4 separate regions of the Homo sapiens genome follow, and regions 1, 2 and 3 are each linked to region 4. Evidence: chromatin contacts called from ENCODE Hi-C or POLR2A ChIA-PET data. All regions are on one chromosome and are shown on one strand. Each heading gives the region's core, a stretch centred on a gene start or an enhancer-like site at or near the end of the contact. The rest is flanking DNA. Distances are from core to core; before and after follow the strand shown. Region 1 overlaps ESR1 (estrogen receptor 1). Region 2 has its middle 260 kb from the start of SYNE1-AS1. Region 3 overlaps SYNE1 (spectrin repeat containing nuclear envelope protein 1). Region 4 holds the start of ESR1 (estrogen receptor 1).

Region 1 (3,741 bases), core at 686-3,185, 290 kb before region 4:
AGGCATGGGCTATGGCTTGGTTAAACATATCTGCAAGGTTACTAGGGAAATCAAATCAAAGACTGCACTTCCTTAGGGGTTAGATTTTGCAACCTACATTGATAGGGTCTTCTCTTTGGATGACCTAGCCTCTCATAATTGCTGCATGATGGCATTATAGAATCATTACGGCAAGCTAGGCAATGGCGAAAAGAAACACAGACCACTAGCTATTCCATGGACTTTACTGCTGATGTTGTTCTTTCTTCTCTAGAACTGAAGCTGCCATTTTAGAAATGGCTGTAAATGGAGCTAGTTGATTTGTGGTCTCCAGGGCAGAAGTGGACTCTACTGAACCCTGGTGCACACCCAGAATTAACCATTTTCCTCCAAATACTTTCAATACTCTTCTTAATATATTTGCCATTCCCCAGATTCCTGAATCCACTTCCCCACCATACCTGAGCCCCCCAGATAAATCACATCTTTTACATTTTAACTTGCCTCAGAGTGGGGGAAAGCAGAGGCAAGAGTTTTTTTTTAAATCATGTTCCTACACCCAATACCAACATCAGCCAGAAAATATCTGCTGTCCATTAGTGGCACTTCAAGTAAAAATACAAAGAGATTTCCAAAGTTGCTGGAGACCCCTGGGCGAACATTTCAATCATCTGATGTTCTCTGCCCACTTCAAATGTAGTAGTATCTTAACATGAATAGAAACACATTGGATGAATAATGTAAAACCTTCCACTGTATAATTGTTTGGCTTTAGCTGGTATTACATCGTCTAGTCCTAGAAATTTTTTTTTGTTTTATTTTAATTTTTTTAAAAGAAAATCTAAGTATAAACATTAAAAAGAACCCACTGACCCATTAGCTACTGTCCAAAAATATTACTACTGATATTTTGGTAAAAGCAAAATTAGCTGCCCTGAATAATTTTCCTTTTCAGGCATAATCTTTGCTACATAAGATTGTCTGTCATTCAGTATCCAACAATAGGCATCTGGATTAGTGCTATTTTGTCTACTGTGGATACAAAAGTTGATATGAAATGTGATCTTCATTTAAATGAATAATCACCAGGCTTTAGGCATAAATGACTGTATACATGACAAGGTAGCTTGAAAAGTATACAAAAAAAAAAAAAAAAACTAAATATTTTTCCTTGGTTTTTGCATGTTAACCCAGTCAAATTAAATCCAGAACAGAATTACTACATTCAATTGTCTGATAAACAAGCAATGTAATTTCAAAAAAATATATATTATACTATATAAGGTGCTTCTTAAACAAACTAAGGTGCTTCTTAAACAAACAGCAACAAAAGAATTATGTTCTTAAACATATCCTTAACACAGATACATAAAATTGTCCCCAAATTTAAGTGCACATAAAAACTTTTTTTTTTTTTTTGCCCTCCCAGATTCTCAGTCCTTTGGTGATCACTTAACTGGACAATCAGAAATGAATGAAATCCACTTTTCCAAACAAGACATACCAAGAGAAGCCCGAGCAGCTCACCTGGGTCATTGGCTAACACAGACATCACCTCTCAATAGGGTTTCAATTACAGACAATAAGGTCACCCAGAGGAAATCAAACATTCTTTTTTGTTAAGAAAAAGGAAGTAACCCATAATTGTGCTAGAGAAGCAAAGGCCCAGGGAAGGCTGCCCTGTGGCTGGAATGAGCCTTTCTTTTTTAGCCTATAGGTCAAAGGAAATTGAAGGAAATGAGCTGGCAGGAGTGGAGGCGGTAGGGAACGGGGCGGGGGAGGAAGGGGGAGGATTTTCTTCCCCAAACCAAACCCTGATTTTGGATTATCTCTAAACCACCAAGGGCATACGTAATCTGACCAGGCCCCAGTCAGCCTGAGTAGTGACAGCAACGGTCCCCACCCTTCTCCCGTGCCCCAGGGTGCTGGGCCAATTGTAGGAACACAGCTGTCTACAGCAGCTGTGACAGCTGCTTCTTCCAACCAGGGCCACGCTGGGAAATGAAGAAGAGCTGGACTACCCCAGGGATCCCAGGGCACCCCCAAAGGGCAATGCGGGGTCTGCAAGGAATGTTCCTAGGTAGCTGCAGCCTGTGGCAGGGCCACCCTGAGCAAGTCTGGCTGTGCCTCAGAACTGTATCCAGTTTCTGCCCTACTTTCCCTCTTGTTCTCTAGTAGCCACAACAATCCTGCACAAGTACTGTTCAGCTCCATGCCCCAGGGCTAAATGCAACACCAGGGCCCCTGCTCCTTTCAACTACCATTTACCCTCATCATGCATCACCACAGTGAACAGTTCACCCCTGTGTAAGGCACACACACGCCGGGAAGATCCAAGTACAGTGCCCACTGGAACAGGTCCTGAAGCTGACCTTACTGCAAGTTCAGGGAGGGAGGGCTTTCTTTTGTAACACAAAAATAAAAACAAAAATCAGGAACTTATCCCTCATATAGGGAGACTTAACTAAGATCAACTTGCTGCTCTCCATAGGTCCATGGGAGGCATGAATTAACTGGAACCCATGACCGGAAAGCCAGAGGCAGAGCTTTCAGCACATCTGAATCTGCAGTGTATCAAGTTAAAATAGTCTTGCCAACTAGGGGATCTGCCTTCCCTGTGTGCCCCTTGTATTCCTATAGGGGGAATGAATTGACAATCACCAGATACTCTGCTACAGTCATATAAAAGCTTTAAGGTGTACCACTTTCATAAAAGGATGCATTGCCATAGGAATACAAGAGGGTGCTATAATAAACCCTTGACCTAGCTTTCTCCAAGTCACCAATTAAAGGAGCCACTTTAAATTCTTTGCTGTGGCTTATTCTTAGAGCCATTTAAAAAGTGCTTATCAGAGGCAAAATGTCTACTCTCCAGGCCTGGGTCTCTACAAGTAGCTTAAATGCACAGAGTTATCTGAGCCCCAACCCATAGACTGAGTTCAGCTGTGAAGAGCTACGGGAATCCTCACGCTTAGTAACATAGCAAGGGGGAAAGAGAGCTGTTACAAAGATTTAGCCTTGGAATCCCTTTGGCTGTTCCCAACAGAAGACAGAAGATGTGCCACTAAGAACTGAGCAAGCAAATGAATGGCCACTCATCTAGAAAGCCATTGGTGTTGGATGCATGCCGGAGTGTATGCAGGAGACAGAATTTGGCTAAAGTGGTGCATGATGAGGGTAAAATGCAGCAGGGATTATCTGAACCGTGTGGGAGCCAGGGAGCTCTCAGACCGTGGCAGGGAAACCCTCTGCCTCCCCCGTGATGTAATACTTTTGCAAGGAATGCGATGAAGTAGAGCCCGCAGTGGCCAAGTGGCTTTGGTCCGTCTCCTCCACGGATGCCCCTCCACGGCTAGTGGGCGCATGTAGGCGGTGGGCGTCCAGCATCTCCAGCAGCAGGTCATAGAGGGGCACCACGTTCTTGCACTTCATGCTGTACAGATGCTCCATGCCTTTGTTACTGTAGGTGGGAAGACACAGAAAGGACTACTTTAGAGCCAACCCGAGCCCCAGGAGTGCTGAAATCCCTAGAAGGGGAAGGAAGAGGAACTCCAAAGACACTTAGCAATCTTTCTTTCTTCCTGTTTAAAGACCCACTTTAGGATGGGAGCTGGGAAAGCTGAGGGCTTTCAGAAGCCCTAATCTGGAACTCATGGCCGTGTGTTTTTCATTTTCCACCTCCTACCAGGGCGGTCCCACCCTCACACTCTCCCTGCAGCCACTTTCAGGGTATTTGCTATGCAGGTGACTTCCATGGACCTC
Region 2 (3,837 bases), core at 271-2,770, 310 kb before region 4:
AGTTCTTGTGTTTGTTTGTTTTATTTTTATTTTTTATTTTACTTTAGGTTCTGGGATACATGTACTGAACGTGCAGGTTTGTTACACAGGTATACATGTGCCATGGTGGTTTGCTGCACCTATCAACCCATCATCTAGGTTTTAAGCCCTGCATGCATTAGGTATTTGCCCTAATGCTCTCCCTCCCCTTGCCCCCCACCCCTTACCTCCTACCCCCCTGACAGGCCCCAGTGTGTGGTGCTCCCTTCCCTGTGTCTATGTGTTCTCATTGTTCGTCTCCCACTTATGAGTGAAAACGTGTGGTGTTTGGTTTTCTGTTCCTGTGTTAGTTTGCTGAGGATGATGGTCTTCATCCGTGTCCCTGCAAAGGACAAGAACTCATTCTTTTTTATGGCTGCATAGTATTCCATGGTGTATTCATGCCACATTTTCTTTATCCAGTCTATCATTGATGGGCATTTGGGTGGGTTCTTGTTTAATGACTCATTAAAAGCAGTCACCAGTGGGCCTTTGACATAGAGAAGAATCCATATTTCCCAGCACCAGTTATGTCCTGAAATGGGATGAAGGCAAATGAGGAAACTAGAAGGGAATTTAATAGAAACAATATCTAATTTAGGGGAGGAAAGGGAGATTAAAGCTGTTAGATCTCTATTTTCTATGAGCAAATTCCTCTGCTTTTAGCTTCTTGGTCACCCAGTTTATGTTACAGTGGGATGTGTTTTTGAAGAGTATGAATGTCCATCTGCAGAAATGGAGGCAGGTGGAGTGGTTTATAAGCATGGAGGCAATTTTTCACTTAGGTATAACACTGAGAAGTTAATTCAGGAAACAGGTGTTTTTCTGAGTGTGGTCATCTCAATTTTAGATTTAGTAGTACCCTGGGGTAACTGTGGCTGATTGTCATACCTAAAGTCACCCAAAGATAATGAAACTGAAAGCGAAGGACTTTTATTCTTCAATTCCCAGCTTCTCACTAACCTGTCCCTTGAAGTTTTAAAATATGCACCAAGAATCCACTGGAGGCTACCACAGACAGGCCTAAATTTGGGAGAGAACCCTCACTCAGATGAATAAGTGCATGAACAAGGTGCAGCCTTCTGCAGCCGAAGGAAGCTAAGGGGGCTGGACAGTTGGGAATGATTAATGAGAAGCAGGGTGATGTGCTGTAACACAAGCTGAACAATGAGAACATTTAATCTAGGGAGCTGAGGAAGCCGGTTGGGACTTGGATATAATCTTTCTAAAATATGAAGGTCACAGAAAAATAAATCAGGCTCATGAATTTGCTTAACCTGTTACCTAATACAAGAGTGGGAACATAACTGAATTTGAAAACCGCAATTATGTCAGGAGAAGAAAGTCCTGGGTAAGCCTCGTCACAGATTTGATGCTACAGGCAATCGAGAAGAAATCCAGATCTCCCTGCTGAATATTCACATCAGAGCCTCACAGATGTGCGTTCCCAGCTCAGGCTTAAATCCTGCCGGACACATTCTTGGAGCTGTTGTTGGGCTCAGAAAGCAAAGCTGCCAAGCAGCTGCCAACTTCGACAGCAATTCCAGGCAGCCAACCCCAAACCCCATTTATTGGCAGGAACCCAGTGGAGGCCATGTCCACCCCTTGCCCCACACCTCCTTGTGGGATTTACAGGTTGAGTGGACACTGTAGGGATGTAAGTAGCCATGGCTTTCAGAGTGGGTTTGGCTCACCTGTGGCTCAAAGAATCAATATTACCTGGAAACCTGTTAAGAATGCACCACATTCAGCCCTAGGGCTGGGCTTCCAAGCTACCACCTGCACTGGATTTCTCCATCTTTGGGCCCTTTAACTCTCTCCAGTTGGCCATGATAGCAAGCAGTAACAGCAAGCTTCCCCATCCTCCTCCACTAACTCAAAATATATTGGCTTCACCGAACAATTGGTTTCCATATAAATCTGGATTTTTATTCTGAACTCTAGTCAATGGTTAGATCTACCTGGCCATTACTGTTTTAATTATAGCAGTATGTAGTATAATTTATTATAATGATGTATATATTTGTATAATATAAAAACAAAATAAAATAGATATAAATAATACAAATATATAAGTATGTACTATAACTAATAATATAGTATATTTGTTACTTCAAGTTTTAATACATCTTAGGAAAAGCCTCATTTCTTTCTCGCTGTGTATGTGTCTATTTTAAAGGCTAATTGTTAAAAAAAAGTCAATTATTTTGATTACAAAAGATCCTCTTGTGTTTCACAGAAAACTAAGTTTCCTATCTACTCTCTCTACATCATCTCCCGCTTTTATGTTACCTTTCTAGGCCTTTTGATTTTCTTATGCAAACAACATATACATTTTTAAGAATTGGATCTATTCTTATTATTCTGTAACTTGCATTTTTCACTTAACGATGTCCCACAGACATATTGGTACCTGTGCCATCATCCTCACTGAGTTAGAGATCTCAGTATCTCTTTTTCAACCACTGGTTTCTTCCAGGGTTTGTTAGGAATCACGGCTGCAGTAGACACTCTTGCGTGTATATGCATGTGTATCTTTTGATAGTGCTGCTTTTATTTCTCCAAGATGTATTGTTCAAAGTGGAATTACTGAATCAAAAGGTATGTACATTCTTCTTTTAGTAAATTTTAATAAATTCTGCCCGTTTGCTTTCTAAAAAAGTCGTGATGATTTACACTCCCACCCACACCAGAGATGAAAACCTCCTTTGCCTCATACCCTCCTTTAATGTACACTAGTGGTTTCCAAATTACGGGACTTATTCCCAAATTATTAATGTTCAAAGTCTGTACATTAGACTCTCTCAGGAAACTTTTAAAAATGTAGAACCCCAGGCCATACCCCAAACCAATTAAATTGGTAGCTGGGGATCAGTAGTTACTTGAAGGTCCCCAGGCGATTCCCAGGTGCAGACGATTGGGAAGGGCTGGCCTAGATGCTATCAGTTTTCTAAAAATATTGCCCAATTGAGAGCAACAGTAGCTCATTGTTTTTAAAATTTGCATGTCCATGGCTAGTTTGTATAATAATTGTTCCATTTGTATTGCCTCTTCTGTGAAGTCTGTTTTGTGCTCCATTTTTCTTTTATCTTTTAATATTATTTTCAATGACCTCTTTGCATATTAGAAAAATTAAATCTGGATATGAAGTGTCCTGACTTCATATAGTTCTTTCAGTCACACAGAAAGTTTCATTTTTATGTCATCAAACCTGGCAGGTTCTTTTTCCTTGGTAGATTCTAGTTAGTCTACATTAAGAAGGCCTTTTTTTATTTTAAGATTATGCAAAAGTTTCTTTGCATTTTCTTCTAGTAGGTCTATAATCTATCTGGAATTATTTTTGTCATTAGTATGAAGTAAGGAACTAGTTTGTCATTCTCCAAATGAATAGATAATTGTCCCAAAACCAATCAGGGACAAGACAGAGAGGCCCCCTGTTGTTATAATTTTCTAGCAACCTAGATGTTCATCAGCAGGAGGATTGTTGAATTAATTATAGTGCATACCTAGTATTCAGTATGGCGTAACTATTTTTATAAAATGAAATCAATCTATATGTATTGATTAGGGAAAATGCCTACTATATATTCTTACATTTTATAAAAACAAGATATAGAATAATATGATTCCATTTTGTAGGGAAAAACTCGTGTATATAGTAATGGCATGAAGCAAGGTGAAAGTTTGGAGAGACATGTGAAATATAAGGCTTGACATTTTGACTGCAGTCAGAGTGGGGAAAGCACTTTAAACATTTGTATTTAAATTACATCAAGGAGCATGACTTGTTTTTTAGATCCAAGTTGCTATAAGAATAAT
Region 3 (4,108 bases), core at 1,425-3,924, 460 kb before region 4:
AGGGAGGAATGAGTAACACAAAATAAAACAAAAGACATAGACAAACAGGGAAGAAACTATGCAATTCACAAATCTTTTGTAAAACAATAAGGAAAGATCAAATAATAGAATATGGACAAAAGATATGAAGAGATAATTCACAGGAAAAGAAATATAAATGGACAATGAACATATGAAAAGACGTTTGAACTCTGTGTTGGGTAAATAGATGCAAATAAAAAATATAACTTTTCACTTGGATTTACACACTTGAAAATGCACATGCAATGTGACTTTGTAATTAAAGTCAAAAGAAAAGGTTACACATACTAAAACTGAACAGAAGTAGAATGATTTTCTAGCTGTAAAAGTAGACAGCAATTCACCTAGTTTTGTAAACAGCTATTATAGGTCTAATATATAATGCTTTCTTCTATTTTCAGTGGTGATCTCTGAATGAACTTAATTTCTAAAGAAGCTAAAATAAAGGGAAAGCCTTGAAAGTTTCCTAGGTAGGATAGCAATCATTTATAAAGCTCTTATTACTCCCTTGCCCCACCCTACCGCTAGAGGCAGGTAGTAAGGGAAGGGGCGGCCTGATCCTCACTCACAAGCACAAGAGGGATTAAACAAGGCAGGAACCACAAATTCCAAGGTCTCGTGGCCTGGGAAGGGCAAAACCAATGAGGGGAGCAGGCCCAGCCTGGCCCTTGGCAAGCTGGTCTCCTGTCTAAGAAGCAGCTGTTACTAAGCTCTAGCTATTATCACACAAGAATTTACAAGTGGCATTGCTGGATCTTCTAGTTTTTCAAGAGATAGGGAATGTGGATTTATTTCTAAAGCCTCCCAACTTTTAAACGTTGACATTTAAATCTAAAATTTTAAAATAATTTGTGTGCCAAAGAAAGCATATCCACAAGCCAGGATTGAAATCTGTTTATCTTTTTCCCATTCATTATTAACGAGGTGACCTGGGGCAAGAGCCTTAAATTTTCCACAACTTTCTTACGGATCAGTTTTCTCATCTGTAAAATATGGATAATAATATTTAACTTAAAAAAATTCTTTAGAACATGTGGAAAAAATAATCAAAAAGAAAAAAAACAGTGAGGATTTAAATGCAAGTAATACAATAAATGCTCAAATTGCAGCAGTTAAAATAATTAATAACAATAACCAACTGTTTCCAAATCACATTCTTTGAGACGAAGAAGCTTCTGCTATGCTGAAAGGCCAGGCTTGAGACTTAGCGGGCTGGACTGAGCATGTACACACCACTGTGGTGTCCACACCCAGCAGATCCTGCCCAGGTCCACGGGAATTCTTTAAACTGAGTCAAGTCCTGACCCTGCCCACATTGGGTGAAGTGTAAATACAGAAAAATGTGGTAGTGTTTTACTACATGGAAATTGGTTACTGTTTATTTTTAAACTATCTATAAATTCCATCATCTTTCATCTAATGAAGTTCCCAGCATATAAAATATTACTAGATCTTTTAAAATAATTAGAGCTTCCTGGAAGATTGTTTTTCCATCTGTGGGAAGAAAAGGAGCCCTGTTTACATTATTATTGCCATGAAAAGGATCATGTCCCTTTATGTAGAAAACTAAAAATAATTTGGAGTTAATCTGAAATTAACTAAAGTTAATTGCAGAAAACAAATCATCCATTAAATGCAGCCCTCAGCAATGTTAATGCTCTTTAATTGGGGCTTGGATGATTCAGGAGGGTTGGAATACCTTCCTAAGTCTGTAAGCACACCATTACTTAGTGCTACTGAAGCTGGGAGATGGTAATACCTCTTACCTCCATTCCTTTTAACTAATTTGACTTGCATGGGTATCAGTGAATGACTATGCTTTTTTGTTTCCTATCAAATAGACTGCTTCTCTATGTGAAGATCTTAAGGGCATGTAGTAAGATCTCCTGAATTACGTGGTATCTTCATGAAGCTGGGTCTTTTTCACACATTATCATTCATTAAAAGAACAGAGAGATTGCCCCATAAAATAATAAAAAGCTTTATAAAGAAATGTTTTATGTAATGTTTAGCACTGCCCAGTCCTCATTCATCTTCCAAGGAATGTTCCTGGCAAAAGTGGTTACTGTTCTAGTATTTCCAAAATAAAGTTTATGTAGCCCCACCCAGTGGGGACTGGTGACAGAAACCGCCTAACCTCTGCATTCCCTAGGCATGGCAGAAAACTGTTATCACACCTCAGAGAAAGTAATTACCATAATTACATTCCTTCTGGCTGCACCTTCTTATCCCCAGGGGAAAGAGAATGAAATTTGAACTGGATTCTTAATCATGGTTTGCTTCCTGTGGTCCAAGTCTTATGTTTCACAATGACTAAATCATTCAGAGAAAAATTCACTCACTGAAAAACTGAGTCTAACCGCATAGAATCTGAATATATATCTGTGCATATAAAAGTGAGGAAGTTGTTAAGACCTAACATTTCGATTGTCAGTGTTCCAAATCCAAATTTGGTGTAAGGAACTTGAGCCAACCTCTCTCAATCAGACCATAGTAACTGGTGTAGAAGAGCGTGTTGGGCTCAGGGCTCGGAGAATTTTCCAAGGGAGTCTTCAGGCCGGGCTCTGAAAAACAAATTTTTGCTGAAGAGAAAAGCAGAGAGGAAGTGGCCTGGATCCCACAAAAGCAAGTCAGCAGGTCATGGCCAGGGCCACTACTTTGGCAGCTGGAGCAGCTCTGATGGGGACAACTTTCAGTCTCGTCCACTGATTTCTTGAGGCCATTTTCTATGGGTTCCTTTTGAACTGCTGTTTCAACTTTGCTTGGAAGAACCAGGATCTTTTAGAGCTTATTCTTAGAAGGTGGTGGAGTCTTAGATGAGAGAGAATCTGTTTTCATGCAGAAAATCATGGGTTCCAGTTCTGGGAGAATGCCCATCCACCCAAACTTCCCATCTCTAGGAAAATCACTGCTTATCTTTGAGAAATTCCGCAGAAGGTGGAGAATTTAGTGTCACTAGTCACCCATTCTGAAGGTCTTGCAAAATGCAACTAGCATATATTAGACCATTGCACCCCCGTTGTTCTACCTAAACTGCAATCTCTGGCTGGATCATCTGAAAGGAAAGGAAGTACCTCTGAGCTCGGGTGGGCTCAGAATCTGGGAGAAAGTTTTATATACTATTACCTACAGGTTTTTACTGTTCATTTAGCTTCAAGCACCGACACCGCCTTGCAAAGATAAAGATAAAGTCTATTAGACAATTTAATCATGAGATTCTAATGAAAAAAAGAAGAAACAGAAAGGTAAACAGATCCCATCTATTTCCCTAAAATGGTGAGTATAAAACTCTGAAAATAGGAGAGCGAGAGAAGGGTCTCTGTGGGCAGTTAGGTTGGATGAGCTGGAATGGCTGGGTCCCATGTTGTGCTCAGACATTGCAAAGAACAACCAGGGGCAGGCGAGCAGCAGCTCCAGAAATAGATGGCAGGAGGCTCCTCCGTGGAAGCAACCTGTAAAATATCCTTCCTCTGCCCCATGGTACGCCAGCCCTGCTGTCCTCTTCACTGCTCTGTTCTCTCTGAAATGGCAAATTTCTTTCACCTTAGGGTCTTTGTGCCAACTGTTCCCTGGGTCTGAATGCCCTCACTCTAGATCTTTGCAAGGCTGGTGGTCTCTCGTCATGCAGAGTGCAATTGTCTCTTCTAAAGATGCTTCCTTAGGCCTCCCTAAAACTTTCTATCCCATTATCAGTCTCTGTAGGCCTTATCTTCAGCTCAGTTATCTGTTTGTTTATAGTCTAACTCCCCACCAGGGCCCTCATCTGGCTTCCAAAACACTCCCAGCTTCTAGAACAGTGTCTAGTGAGTGCTTATTAAGTAGTGAATGAGTTATATTGAAATTATAATTTATCCTTTGACAGATGAATCTATGTGAGTAGAAAAGCTCTCATTCAGAACTAATCCCATTTGATGTGCAACATTTTAGGGCCTTTCAAATTCCATTAGAATAATCAGGCAGGAAGGATCAACTCTTGCCTAGGTGCTGAGTCATTACTTTGGTCTTTCTCCTTTAGTCAGACTTTCTCCAAGCCAGCTTAGCAATGGGCCAGTTTCTGGTGATGGTGATGGAGGGAGTGAAGGGTACT
Region 4 (3,690 bases), core at 284-2,783:
CACAGTGGCTGCGAGGCGCAGACCCTGGCTGACCCGCACGCCACTCCGGGGCATTCTCCCCGGGTGGGACAGGCTTGTCACTGGGCTGGCAGGAGATTATTTTTAAGCACTTGTGCTTCCATATGGCTTGTTTTAAACTCGCGGGACACCTACAAATTTCCGGCTGTCAGAAGTCACATGCCAGCAATCCGCTCCAGCGCGGACTCAGCCAGCTAACTCCGAAATCAGACCCATTCAACTCCCAATCGCTCTCTAAAGCCCCAGGACGTGGGGTGGGGAGGAGGGGAAAGCGGGTGACAGGAATCGCTTCCCAGAAAGTCATCATCATAGCTGACATATTTCCAATCAAATAGTCTAGATGAAAGGAAATTTGGGGAGCACATTAAACAAAAACATTAAAAGGATAAATAAAACTCTGCTGAGCTCTGCTAACTCCAAACACCCCCAACTTTAAATGCCAAGAGCGAGACCTTCCCAAGTGACTCAAAGCGCCCCGTGTTTATTTGCCTGGAGGTGTTTTCCCCCACAAATAACTGCTGCTTTGTCTGGTTTTCCAACGTGTGTTTTGTTAGGAAGCCCGGGCTTTCGGGTCTGCCTCTCGCACGGACGGTAAGTGGGTGGAGAGTACGTTTTTTTCAGCTGCCCGGCGAGAGAACTTGACTCTGAACGCAGCGCGGGCTGCACGCAGAACCCCCGGGCTGGGCCGCGCGCCCCGGGCTCCCTGCGCGCACCCTCGGGTCGCGCGTCCCGCGGCTCCCGCAGCTCCCTAGGCTCTCCCTTCTCCCTCCCTCCCTCCCTCCCTCCTGCCGGGCGCGGCGGCCACCCCGACGGGCGGCGCGGGCGCGGGTACCTGTAGAATGCCGGCGGGCCGGCCTCGCGCACCGTGTAGCCGCTGGGCTCGTTCTCCAGGTAGTAGGGCACCTGCTGGCCGTGGGGCTGCAGGAAAGGCGACAGCTGCGGCGGCGGGTGCAGTAGCATCAGCGGGCTCGGAGACACGCTGTTGAGTGGGGGGAAACCCCCCAGGCCGTTGGAGCCGAACGCCGCAGCCTCAGACCCGGGGCCGTAGGGGAGGCCGGTCTGACCGTAGACCTGCGCGTTGGCGGCGGCCGCGGCGTTGAACTCGTAGGCGGCGCCCTCGGGGTAGTTGTACACGGCGGGCTTGCTGCTGTCCAGGTACACCTCGCCCAGGGGCCGCTCCAGGGGGATCTTGAGCTGCGGACGGTTCAGGGGCTCCAGCTCGTTCCCTTGGATCTGATGCAGTAGGGCCATCCCAGATGCTTTGGTGTGGAGGGTCATGGTCATGGTCCGTGGCCGCGGGCAGGGTGCAGACCGTGTCCCCGCAGGGCAGAAGGCTCAGAAACCGGCGGGCCACCTGGAAAAAGAGCACAGCCCGAGGTTAGAGGCGACGCAGCGCATGTCCCGCCGACACGCGAGCTCTGGCCCCGGCCCTGCCCCGGGAGCCTGCGGGTCCGGTGAAGCCGGGCGACCCGACGGGAGCAAGTGCAGTCCCAGGACGAACGCCCTCCGCCAGCTCCTGGGCTCCCGGGCCTCCAACTTTAAGTACTGGTCTCCCGAGCTCATATGCATTACAAAGGTGCTGGAGGACGGCCAGGGACTGTTGCCTTGCCCTGACATTGGCTTAAACATCACTCCAGGCACAACTCGATTTGGAGCGATCCCAAAGAGCAGCTTCCCTGAACTTTACTTTACTTGTCGTCGCTGCTGGATAGAGGCTGAGTTTCACGGCCAGGGGGCGGGGGCGCACGAGGATCTGCTAAAGGTGGCCCAGGGAAGACTGGGCTTAAAATAAACGCGAAAGACGGATCCAGGGGCCGGCTTTCTCTAATGTGCTGCCTTATGTGCCCCGTGCCAGACTCCGATATATCTCTGTTTGTCTCTCTTTCTGTTTGATTCCCCCTCCTCGTTGGCTAGAAATACGTAGTGTGTACATAGGATGACCCTGGGGAGGACTACACTGTAACCGAGATAGGGCAGATAGAATGGGGTGTGCGGTTGCATACGCAGCCAGCCACAGACAGCTATATTTAGCAGCTGGGGGAACTGACAGGGGGCATCTGAGGGGAAGGGGGCGGAGATTCAGGGTATACATATAGGAAGAGCTGCATTTTGCCATCAGGAGAATGCAACCTGCCAGGACCTCAGTTTCTTCCTCTGCAAAATGCTCCCAAAGTAGATAGACCCTTCCACAACCTTCTGAGATTCTCTCAGCCTGACTTGTGTGTTTATGTTGGACCACAGTACTGTACTTGGTCCCATTAGGAATTCTCATGTGAAGGATGATTCAGAAAAACCTTTGGTTAGGGCGCACATGGGTGTTCATGCCTTCCACAGGTTGGTTATGCAACCAAAACTTCAGAAAACTGAATATAAAATGTGACCTTTTCATACCAAACATAACCTCAGGTCACGAACCAAAGCTTTGGCAATTATGTTACATTGTCGGTCTGGTCCAGCTAACAGATTTTTAAAATGCATTTCTGCATGTCTATCCTTTAGTCCTACAACTCGATCTTCTCGGTTCACTTGGGCTAGGATATGCAGAATCAAATATCCAGATGAAAAACAAATAGAAAAAAGTTTTTAACTGAATTAAAAGTTAAACATGCACACGCACATACACACACACATATATGTGTATATATATATATATATATATATATATACATATTAAGGAGACAAAAAATAGGTGAAGTATATCATGCGTCTATAATCTTGGATAGTTTATACTTTTGAATAAACTTCCTTTGCTGCAGCCTAATAGACTCTGATACAACTATCAATACTTTGTTTTAATTGCTATCCCAAACACCCAACAGAGTATCTGACGAAGTGTTCATGGTCTATCTAAATGCCAAGCTTACTGTTACTAAGAGTTACATTTTTGACTATTTTATATCAAGTATACATTTTATCTAATTCTTACAAAAATAGACCATTGTTGGACAATATGCAAATGTAGCTGAAGCCAAAATCGAGTTTAGCATTAATGACTATAGATTGTCAGCAAATAAAGGGTTAAAAACACATTAGGTGCATCGCAGATATTTCCCTTTATGGCCAGCAATCATTACTTTCCAAAGCAATTTTTTACAGATGATTTAATTTCCATAAATCACACTTTCAATTTTCAAATGCCTTTTTAAAACACATGCAAAAAGCACTTCATAGGGCTCTTAAAAAATGTGAACCTGCCAAATTATATGCAAATGGCACAAAGAATCCTACAAGTCCTGAAAGAAAAAGGAGACACACACATACCCCCATGGAGAACAGCAATCCTCATCTCCCTGCTAGGATACAGACACTAGCCAGAAAGGTAAGTTGCTTTCTCAAAATGCTAAAGCTACAGAGAGAGAAATCAAAACAAGCCTACCCTGCTGGATCAAGAACGTCTTTCCAGAAATGTTCCATGGGCTTGTAGAAGTCAAGGGCCGAGAGAGTGAGAAGGAAGGAAGGAATGTGCTCGCATGTGCGAGTGGCTCAGTGTGTGAACTAGGCAGAGAGAGTGTGTGGATGTGTTTGTGCGTGGAATGGCAGGGATTCGGGAAGCAGCCAGTAGGCAGGGCACTTGGCAGCCCCTCCCGGCAGACACGCAGCTGGGCTACTGCACAGCGCTGGATGAATGGCAGTGGGGAGTGAGGGGAGACTTGCTGTCTGCTCACAGGGAGC

The links. A loop is a pair of places that touch in the nucleus more often than their neighbours do. ChIA-PET counts read pairs that join two places held with the same protein, here RNA polymerase II (POLR2A). Pooled maps may share reads with other maps.
Region 1: a map of psoas muscle shows a loop between it and region 4 (1.9-fold over the local background). The contact joins the enhancer-like site here to the promoter of ESR1 in region 4. A Hi-C loop is called at or near these places in 1 of 168 maps with a recorded cell type or tissue (psoas muscle). POLR2A ChIA-PET finds 5 or more read pairs at or near these places in 2 of 52 experiments (AG04449 and WTC11).
Region 2: a map of psoas muscle shows a loop between it and region 4 (2.6-fold over the local background). The contact joins the enhancer-like site here to the promoter of ESR1 in region 4. A Hi-C loop is called at or near these places in 2 of 168 maps with a recorded cell type or tissue (gastrocnemius medialis and psoas muscle) and 8 of 50 pooled maps. POLR2A ChIA-PET finds 5 or more read pairs at or near these places in 1 of 52 experiments (WTC11).
Region 3: a map of psoas muscle shows a loop between it and region 4 (5-fold over the local background). The contact joins the enhancer-like site here to the promoter of ESR1 in region 4. A Hi-C loop is called at or near these places in 1 of 168 maps with a recorded cell type or tissue (psoas muscle) and 7 of 50 pooled maps.

The regions. Positions count from the first base shown.
Region 1 is chr6:152,098,430-152,102,170 of GRCh38, reverse strand. ESR1 (estrogen receptor 1) reads right to left here. Exons shown (of 8, transcript NM_000125.4): 8 at 1-3,439. The coding sequence ends at 3,205. Among named protein-coding and RNA genes, the nearest start is that of SYNE1-AS1, 280 kb to the left of the region's middle. RefSeq lists an enhancer at 3,070-3,571. Within about 2 kb of position 1,935, at least 16 of the 41 ENCODE cell types and tissues checked have a DNase peak (open chromatin) inside an H3K27ac peak, as active enhancers do; they include psoas muscle, where a contact is called at or near this core.
Region 2 is chr6:152,114,979-152,118,815 of GRCh38, reverse strand. It overlaps a transcript of ESR1 not described here. Among named protein-coding and RNA genes, the nearest start is that of SYNE1-AS1, 260 kb to the left of the region's middle. Within about 2 kb of position 1,520, at least 4 of the 41 ENCODE cell types and tissues checked have a DNase peak (open chromatin) inside an H3K27ac peak, as active enhancers do; they include psoas muscle, where a contact is called at or near this core.
Region 3 is chr6:152,270,382-152,274,489 of GRCh38, reverse strand. All of the region lies in intron 98 of SYNE1 (spectrin repeat containing nuclear envelope protein 1), which reads left to right. Among named protein-coding and RNA genes, the nearest start is that of SYNE1-AS1, 110 kb to the left of the region's middle. Within about 2 kb of position 2,674, at least 10 of the 41 ENCODE cell types and tissues checked have a DNase peak (open chromatin) inside an H3K27ac peak, as active enhancers do; they include psoas muscle, where a contact is called at or near this core.
Region 4 is chr6:151,805,525-151,809,214 of GRCh38, reverse strand. It overlaps ESR1 (estrogen receptor 1), which reads right to left and starts at 1,533. Exons shown (of 8, transcript NM_000125.4): 1 at 851-1,533. The coding sequence starts at 1,302.